2 separate regions of the Homo sapiens genome follow, and region 1 is linked to region 2. A link is an interaction called in ENCODE POLR2A ChIA-PET data of the cell type or tissue named here. Cell type or tissue: OCI-LY7. All regions are shown on one strand. Region 1 has its middle 39 kb from the start of LINC00301. Region 2 has its middle 16 kb from the start of MS4A12.

Region 1 (5,000 bases), 100 kb before region 2:
TTTAACTCTGTTTATGAAACACTATAATAACTCCAATTTCACTAACAGTAAAAGCTAAAATCTTTACAATGGCTTACATAGCCCTATATTAACCGGCGCCCCATTATTTTTTCTAACTTGTTTTCTACTACTATTGTGCTTGCTCACTCTGTTCCAGAAATACTGACTACATTTTTCTAGGAACCTTCATTGAAGAATTCATTCTAACTGTTCTCCTGAGATGTTCTTTCCCAGCATATCCTTGTGGTCAAAACCATCACTTTTTCAAGTCTTTGCTCAAATGTCACTATGGTAGTTTGAACTGTTGGTCACAATTTTTTACTTTTAGGTAATAATAATATATTTTCATACTCTTGCTGTGATCTCATGGTGCTTAGATTATGCTTCCCTGCTCTTTAATTTAGGACTTGATCATTTTATTTGTTTTAGCTGGGATTTTAACAAACATGACCCAAGCCAAAGCTTGAAATGGTCTTGTGTGATTAGGATTGTCCTCTTGTGTTCTTGCTTTTCATTGTGAGAAGAATATGCCTCTAGTAGTCACTAGTCTAAAGGCAATAAGATACATATGGAGTGGATCTGGACCTGTCCTATAGCTTGAAACCAGGCCAAGAGCAGTTGAATCTCTGCCAAGTCTGCATGAGTAAAAAATAAATGCTTGTAATTGTATGCCACTGGGTTTTTGGTGGTTTATTATATAACAATAGATCAGTAATAGAGTCACTTTTTCAAGGAGCCCTACCTCAACCATCCAATTTTAGATGATAACCTACATCCCTTTGCCACTTTCCCAAAAATTCCAGTCCCCCTTAGCCTACTCTTTTTCTTTCTGCTTCTATGGCCTTATCATCTTCTAATATACTACACCATGCTAGAATAAAAGCTCCATAAGAAGTGGGATCTTTGTTTTGTTTGCTAATGTATCTCAGGCACCTAAAACAGTGCCTGACACATCATAGTACTCAATAAGTACTGGTTGAGTGATCAAACTCCAAATGTGATATTATAATAAACTTTACTCAGGATTTTGTAGGAAACATGGCACATCAACCACCATAATATCTTCTTCATGATATCCCCTTTAAAGACAATGGCACATCACTCATCATACTATCAGTCACAATAAAATTCAATTTCAAAATCTCTGTTCAATTTTACCAAATACTTCTTGAATACAACACAAAGATTTTATGCTTCTTTCCCTACACAAATTGTATATATCCCACTATTTCCTCAGCAGTTATGCTCTCTCATTTTTTATTTGCCCCACTGGCAAAATAAATACCATATGGGCAGTTGAATAGTCACCAACCATTTTCTGTTTTCCCAAAATGCCCCTTGGGCATCTTATCATTTTTCTCCATATCCTAGAAGAATGTAAAATGTAGCCTTTTAACAAAATAGACTCTTATTATTAAAGAATATCACTGATAAGAATCTAAGTTTTTTCATATTGGTATATTATTTTCAACCAGGTAAAATGAGTTCCTTGAGAATAGAGATTGTGCATTTTTAGTGTTCAGTCTCTGGCACACTGCTTGACTGATAAACAGTCATTACATGTAACGAATAAATTAATGAATAACAATCAGAAATTTGATTATTTACCACAAGCAAGGATGACCAAAATGGGTATGCCGTTAGTAATGCAAGAGGAATATATGTGGCTCCAAATGCAGTAGTTTGTGTGAGTAACAAATACATCCAGAGCAGTCCCAGGCAGTGAAGAAGTATGCCAGTCATTACTTGTATCACCTAGAAGAAAATAACACTATCACTAATTATTATTTTAGTTCAACCTTTGAAAGGAATACACATCAAGAAAAAGCCATGATGAAGACAGAAGGTGATGACCTAACAGAATTTTAAATTTCTCAACATTCAACTCAGATAAGGAAAGTTTATTATTTCAGAGCAGTTTGTAGATATAATGACTATGTACCTGTATGGTCAAGAATTCTTGACCTAGGTCAACAATCTTATCCTGAATATACAGCTTTTATGTTCTACAGGCAACTAGACTTGGTATTTCTGACCTTCCCTAGATTTCTCTTATTTTACCAAAGCTGATTTTTGGACTTTGGTTCCTTTTGTTCTTCCCACCTCCATAACATCTATAACTGATAGTCCTGGGTCCTTTATAAGAGGGTCCTTTCAAAAGGATAGTGAGCCTTTGGGATCCTTGGTTTTCTGTCACTCTTCCAAGGGGCTATTTCCTGATGTGGAGGTCTCAGATAATTTGTACCCACAGAAGTTATAGGCCAGCTATGACAGTTTCTGAGCCATAGGAGGAGGACAATTCTAAGTTGTATGAAGAGCCCTCTAACGTATCACTGTAGGGCCTTCCAGTTGGTTTTCAGGTAGATATTTCTCAGGGGTGCTTTTGTTCTGCCACAGCTGAATGAACCAACATTCCGACTCTCCCTACCTACACCCCCAGGTAAGCGCAGTGGTTAAGTTTGAAAAAGCTGAAGGAGCAGGATTGGAGTTCATAACTTAGCATCTTTTGCCATACTGCAACCATATTTTCACAATGTCTGGGGATTCCTGACATATTTTTCTCACAGATTTTCTTAAAACACTGGACATCTCTACTTGAAGTTTGCAATGAGCTTCTGTTCTGGTGTGTGATTCTGGGGAGAGCCAAGAAGTGGCTAATTAATGAAAATACTATTTTCACTTACAGATTAACCCCTAGGCAACACAAAACTATGCATTTAGAGGTACTTCAGGCAGGCTGTGGCAGGAAGCAAGGGGAAACTGGAATGGATAGGACTTTTCCCACTGATTGACATGCTGTGCACATTTCATCTCCTTGCTTGGCATGGAAAACGATGACTTTCTCTGAAGTCTGAGTTTAGTGAAGGATGTAGAATTTAAAAATAACTTTATTTTTTAAGTAATTACAAATTCATAGGAATTTTCAAAACTAGTATGGACAGGTCCTTGTGTCCTGAATCCAGATTTTCAGAATGGCACCATCTTACATAACTATATGACGATATCAAAGTTAGGAAAATAACCTTGATATAGTGTGTGTGTATAGTTATGTGTCATTTGAGCACATAAGCATATTTGCATAATCACAACCATAATCAGGATACAGAACTATTCTATCACCATGAAGATATCCCTCATGCTATATCTTTATTGTCCCAACAATGCTGAACTTCTGGTAGTCACTAATTTGTTTTTCTTATCCTCACTATTATCATTTTGATAATGTCAAATAAATGGAATAATTCAGTATGTTCATTTTGTGATTGGCTTTTTTGTTGTTGTCCAGCAAAATACCTTTGAGATCCATCAAGTTGTTATGTGTAATAATGTAGTTCACTCCTTTTTAATTTCTGAGTAGTAGTCTACGGTATGAACAACTAGAGTTTATTCAGCTCTTGAGGGGGTATTTTGATAGTTTCCACTTTGGGAGCTATTACAAATAAAGATGCTATGAATAGTCATGTGTAAATTCTGCAGACATCAGTTTTCAGTTGTCCAAGATAAATACCCTGGAGCTCACTTGCTAAATTTAATGTTAAGTGTATGTTTAGTATTTAAATAAGATGTCAAACTATTTTCGAGAGTGATTGTATCATTTTTATATTCTCATTGGCAATGTAAGAGAGATCCAGTTTCTCTGCATCATCTCCAGCATTTGGTATTGTCACAATTTCTTATTTTAGTTGTTCTAATAGGTTTGTAGTGATATCTCATTGTGGTTTTAATTTGCATTTCTCTGGTGGCTAATGATGTTGAGCATCTTTCTATATGCTTATGCCGTCTGTATATCTTCTTCAGTGAAATGTCTTTTCACGTCTTTTGCTGGTTTTAAAGTTGGATCATTTGTGTATTTTCTGCTGTTGAGTTTTAAGGATTTTAAGAAGGATATTCTTAGACACAAATCCTTTGTCAGAGATGTGGTTAGCAAGTATTTTCTCCTACTCTGTAGCTTGTCATTCCATCTTCCTAACAAGGGTATTTCACAAAACAAAACTTAATTTTGGTGAAGTAAAATGTATTGATTTGTGTCTTTTGTGGATGGATCATGTTTTTAAGGTCATGTTAAAGAGCTCTAGAGTCCTAGGTACTAAATATTTTCTCCTATGCTTTCTTCTAAAAGTGTTATAGTTTTATATTTAAACATATTATTCATTTTGAATTAATTTTTGTATAAGGTAGGAGACTTTAATTTGAGGTTCTTTTCTTTTATTTTTTGCCACTGGTTATCCAGTTAGTCCAACACCATTTTTAGAGATGACTATACTTCCTCCGTTGAATTACTTTTATAAAAAATCAGTCAACCGTACTTGTATGAGTCTACTCATGGATTCTGTGTTCTGTTCCATTTATCCATGTATCTGTTGCTACACCAATACCACACAGTCTTAATATCTGTAGTTATATGTATTAAAATCAGGTAGTATGTTTCCTTTCACTTCATTCTTCTTTAAAAAATTTTAGCTATTCTAGCTTCTCAACCTTTCCATAGAAATTTTAGATAATCTTATTTAAATCTACAAAAAATGTTTCCAGGATTTTGATAGGAATTGTGCTAAATCTATATGTCAATTTTGGGACAATTAATATTTTTACTATGTTGAGATTTTCAGCCACAAATATAAATGGCTTTTCATTTATGTAACCTACTTGGAATTGTTTTATTTTATTTAATTTATTTTTTTTTCAGAGGTGAAGTTTTGCTCTTGTCAACCAGGCTGGAATTCAGTGGCATGATCTTGGCTCACTGCAACCTTTGCCTCCCAGATTCAAGCAATCCTCCTGCCTCAGCCTCCTGAGTAGCTGGGATTACAGGCACATGCCACCACGCCAGGCTAATTTTTGTATTTTTAGTAGAGATGGGGTTTTACCAGGTTGGTCAGGCTTGTCTTGAACTCCTGACCTCAGGTGATCCACCCACCTCAGCCTCCTGAATTCTTTTATTAGTATTAGATAATTTTCAAAATATAAGTCCTGTACATATTTTGCTAAATTTATACCTA
Region 2 (5,000 bases):
AAAACTGCAATGAGATATCATCTCACCCCAGTTAAAATAGCTGTTATCAAAGAAAGAAACTAAATGCTGGAGGGGATGTGGAGAGCAGGAAACACTTGCTCACTGTTGGTGGGAATGTAAATGGGTACAGCCACCATGGAAAACAGTATGGGAGCTTCTTCAAAAACCTCCTTAAAAAATTAAAAGAGTAAATTTTATGGTGTGTGAAACAAATCTCAATACAAATAATTTTACAAGATAACCAGTGATATAAGTCAGCCCAGAAGAGCTAAATAATGGTATAATGTCCTGGTGCATAGGAGAAAATAATTGCTCAATAATATAGCACAGGTGGGAGCTCAATAAAATTGGAGTATTAGAAGAAAACCTCATGGAATAGGAAGGATTTGAGATGAATCTTAGAGAATAGGTAGAACTTAGTAAGAGAGAAAAAAGAGAAGACTATTCCACGTAGGGGAACAATATCTAAACAGGAGGAAAACAGAAACATTCTATTTGTGTTCAGGAGCAATAATTGAATAACCAGGCTGGACTGTGGCTAAATTAGGGTGTAATGAGAAGGCAGTAGAGAAAAGTTAAAACAATACTATGCAGGATCTTATATGTCCATGGCATCTGGACTTTAATTGGTAAGCACTGGAGAATCATTCAAGATGTCTAAGTAGGGATGTAACAATTCCAATTAATCGTTTATAAAATAAGTGAAACAGCAGGAGCAAATGAGAAACTAGGCCTAAAGTGAAGACTAGAAAGAAGAGGAGAGTTGGATTTTAGAGACATTTTAGAGTAGACAAAACTTAAAGTACATGAGGAACTTCATTAGATAAAAAGAGTGAAAAAGGAATAAATCAAATACATCTCTCAGCTGTGAGTGTGGATGATGGGGGAGGATGTGAAGGGAGAGAGACAGGAAGCTAAAAAGGAGGTGCATGGGAATTAGACCGCGGGCTCAGACTGGACCAGCTCTATAGTTTTACATTGCAGATAGGAGATCATTATGAAATAATTTGCAAATACCCGGACATGCAGGCTTGGAAATCAGATGAGTAAACAGGATTGAAAATGCAATTACATGAATTAGTTACCTAAAATTGATAGACTGAGTTATGGGAATGGATGAGAGTTTTTGGGGGAAGGTAACACTTTGTAAGGAATGTGCACATTTGGTTGTCAGAAAAAATGCAACTAGTGAAGATGAAATTGTGTATGTCTAAGAAAGTAGGAGAGAGAGTTAAGAGTGTCCCATCTTGGAAGCTAAGGAAGGGCATGTGTCTCAAAAGGCAAGGAAGCAAAAGGGCAGTGTTGTTAAATCTCACAGAATGAGAATTGAGTAGAATCCACTGGATTCAACAATTAAGAAGTCATTGGCAGCATTTGGGGAAACAATTCTAGAAAAGTATTAGAGAGAATAGACAGACTGTAATTCACTGAAAAATGAACGCGATATGAAAACATTCAAACCTGAAAGCAGACTCTGCTTTTGAGTTGTTTGGTTGTGAAGGACAGGAGAGAGAGAATTCAATGGTTTGCACGAGCATCTAGGCAAGCAATTACCTCAGAATGGTGGAAGGTCTAGAGCCTACAGACACAGCTAGATAAAAGGGCTACATTCAGTCAGCAAATTCAACAAATTCAGCTTTCCATGTGCTTGGTACTAAGTGCTGTGTATATAGGAGTAAACAACATAGACAAGAATTCCTGCCTTTGTGAAGTGTAGAGAATTTAGATGAATTAGTCTCCATCTCACTAGTGAGTAGTCAAGAGGATGGTGCAGGTGTAATTTAGACACTTCTATTCACTTAGAGCTAAAGTTCAGTCATATCACTTATAATAACTCATTGACAATTGGGTGTTGTAAAATTTTCTTCAAAGCAATTCTTGCTCATCTTTGATGGAAACAACCACAACAGCCAATACAGTAGCAACAAATCTCTGAGGTGCAGCATCAATGACAAGAACGATACTGCTCCATGAACCAGGTGAGATCAAGGAAACGAGAAGTCCCCAGCCCTAAAGCATCAGAAAGCTCTCATTGCGTAAATAGCTCTGGCACCATTTTTCATCAGCTTCTGCAGTAACAGATTTGCCCAGAGATGTATCCACAACTTTCTGTACTTTTATCTTTATAGGAAATGAAACTTGTTGAAGTTACGCTTTTGCGTTTTGCAGGAAACAGCTGCAGTAAATCAGAATTGATGACAGGAACAATGCATCACGAGATGACAGAAAACTTTATTAAGACATTGAATGCAACACACAATTTTTCTTCTTTTAAATTTGAATTAGGTGCTTGTCAAAAAAAAAAAAAAAAAGCTAAGATCCATCTAGGATATACTATTTTGCAGGCCTTTTGTTTGCCAGTGTGGAACTGCAAGAGATTCTCTTAAAGACTTTTTCTTTCCTGAGTTCTCTTGAAAATGTTTAATTAGCAAAGCTCTGAGAAAGACAAATTCAAAAAAAGGCTCTCATTGAACAGGACAAAATGGAGTAGAGTTCAGCAGAATTGAGTTTTCCGCAGGCGTTTAGCATTCTAACCTAGGATGCATGCTATTTTTAAAATCACTAGTTTTCACGGCAGCTGTACTGATAAAAGAAAAACTTCAGCCAAATTAAATTTAAAGGCGTTTAATTGAGCAATGAATGATGCGCGAATCGGGCAGCCCCTCCTCTAGCCAGAGGCTCAGAGACTCCAGCACAGTCACGTGGTGGAAGAAGATTTATGAACAGAAAAGGAAAAGTGATGTACAGAAAAGGAAATAAGGTAGAGAAACAGTTGGATTGGTTACAGGTTGACATTACCTTATTTGATCACGGTTTGAACAGTTGACTACATTTGATTGATCAAAACTTAGTGACTGGCACAAGGGTAGGCTACTGTCTGTTTACACCTCCACTTGTTATAGTTCACGATGTAAAGAAAAACTTTTAGGCCAACCTTAAAATACGTAGGGAGGCGGGCAGGGCACAGTGGCTCACGCCTGTAATTCCAGCACTTTGAGAGGCGAGGCGGGCAGATCACGAGGTCAGGAGATCGAGACCATCCTGGCTATACTAAAAATACAAAAAATTACCCGGGCGTGGTGGTGGGCGCCTGTAGTCCCAGCTACTCGGGAGGCTGAGGCAGGAGAATGGCGTGAACCCAGGAGATGGAGCTTGCAGTGAGCCGAGAACGTGCCACTGCACTCCAGCCTGGGTGACAGAGCGAGATTCCGTCTCAAAAAAAAAAAAAAAAAAAAAAAAAAAAAAAAAAAAAATGTAAGGAGGCAGCTTTAGGCTAGACTTGATTTAATTGGAATTATCTGGGGACCTTTTAAAAATCCCAATGCCTAATGCTAGCCCAGAGATTCTTTTTCTTTATAGTTTATTTTATTTTATTATTATTATACTTTAAATTTTAGGGTACATGTGCACAATGTGCAGGTTAGTTACATACGCATACATGTGCCATGCTGGTGTGCTGCACCCATTAACTCGTCATTTAGCATTAGGTATATCTCCTAATGCTATCCCTCTGCCCTCCCCCCACCCCACAACAGTCCCCAGAGTGTGTTGTTCCCCTTCCTGTGTCCATATGTTCTCATTGTTCAATTCCCACCTATGAGTGAGAACATGCAGTGTTTGGTTTTTTGTCCTTGCGATAGTTTCCTGAGAATGATGATTTCCAGTTTCATCCATGTCCCTACAAAGGACATGAACTCATCATTTTTTATGGCTGCATAGAATTCCATGGTGTATATGTGCCACATTTTCTTAATCCAGTCTATCATTGTTGGACATTTGGCTTGGTTCCAAGTCTTTGCTATTGTGAATAGTGCCGCAATAAACATATGTATGCATGTGTCTTTATAGCAGCATGATTTATAATCCTCTGGGTATATACCCAGTAATGGGATGGCTGGGTCAAATGGTATTTCCAGTTCTAGATCCCTGAGGAATCGCCACACTGACTTCCACAATGGTTGAACTAGTTTACAGTCCCACCAACAGTGTAAAAGTGTTCCTATTTCTCCACATCCTCTCCAGCACCTGTTGTTTCCTGACTTTTTAATGATCGCCATTCTAACTGGTGTGAGATGGTATCTCATTGTGGTTTTGATTTGCATTTCTCTGATGGCCAGTGATGGTGAGCATTTTTTCATGTGTCTGTTGGCTGCATAAATGTCTTCTTTTGAGAAGTGTCTGTTCATGTCCTTCGCCCACTTTTTGATGGGGTTGTTTGTTTTTTTCTTGCAAATTTGTTTGAGTTCATTGTAGATTCTGGATATTAGCCCTTTGTCAGATGAGTAGGTTGCAAAAATTTTCTCCCATTTTGTAGCTTGCCTGTTCACTCTGATGGTGATTTCTTTTGCTGTGCAGAAGCTCTTTAGTTTAATTAGATCCCATTTGTCAATTTTGTCTTTTGTTGCCATTGCTTTTGGTGTTTTAGACATGAAGTCCTTGCCCATGCCTATGCCCTGAATGGTAATGCCTAGGTTTTCTTCTAGGGTTTTTATGGTTTTAGGTCTAACGTTTAAGTCTTTAATCCATCTTGAATTAATTTTTGTGTAACATGTAAGGAAGGGATCCAGTTTCAGCTTTCTACATATGGCTAGCCAGTTTTCCCAGCACCATTTATTGAATAGGGAATGCTTTCCCCATTGCTTGTTTTTCTCAGGTTTGTCAAAGATCAGATAGTTGTAGATATGCGGCGTTATTTCCAAGGGCTCTGTTCTGTTCCATTGATCTATATCTCTGTTTTGGTACCAGTACCATGCTGTTTTGGTGACTGTAGCCTTGTAGTATAGTTTGAAGTCAGGTAGCCTGATGCCTCCAGCTTTGTTCTTTTGGCTTCGGATTGACTTGGCGATGCGGGCTCTCTTTTGGTTCCATATGAACTTTAAAGTAGTTTTTTCCAATTCTGTGAAGAAAGTCATTGGTAGCTTGATGGGGATGGCATTGAATCTATAAATTACCTTGGGCAGTATGGCCATTTTCATGATATTGATTCTTCCTACCCATGA

The links. ChIA-PET counts read pairs that join two places held together with the same protein. Peaks named below come from ENCODE experiments on the same cell type or tissue, not always from the same donor. Only the 100,000 strongest peaks of a DNase experiment are listed, where the experiment ranks them.
Region 1: POLR2A ChIA-PET joins it to region 2 with 5 read pairs; 2 of 35 experiments call an interaction of 5 or more read pairs at or near these places.

Annotation. Positions count from the first base shown.
Region 1 is chr11:60,574,612-60,579,611 of GRCh38, reverse strand. It overlaps the pseudogene MS4A19P. Among named protein-coding and RNA genes, the nearest start is that of LINC00301, 39 kb to the left of the region's middle. In OCI-LY7, no CTCF peak of the experiment used is centred here; no DNase peak of the experiment used is centred here.
Region 2 is chr11:60,474,312-60,479,311 of GRCh38, reverse strand. No RefSeq gene overlaps it. Among named protein-coding and RNA genes, the nearest start is that of MS4A12, 16 kb to the left of the region's middle. In OCI-LY7, no CTCF peak of the experiment used is centred here; a DNase peak (open chromatin) is centred at 2,111; H3K4me3 peaks cover 2,973 bases; H3K27ac peaks cover 3,199 bases.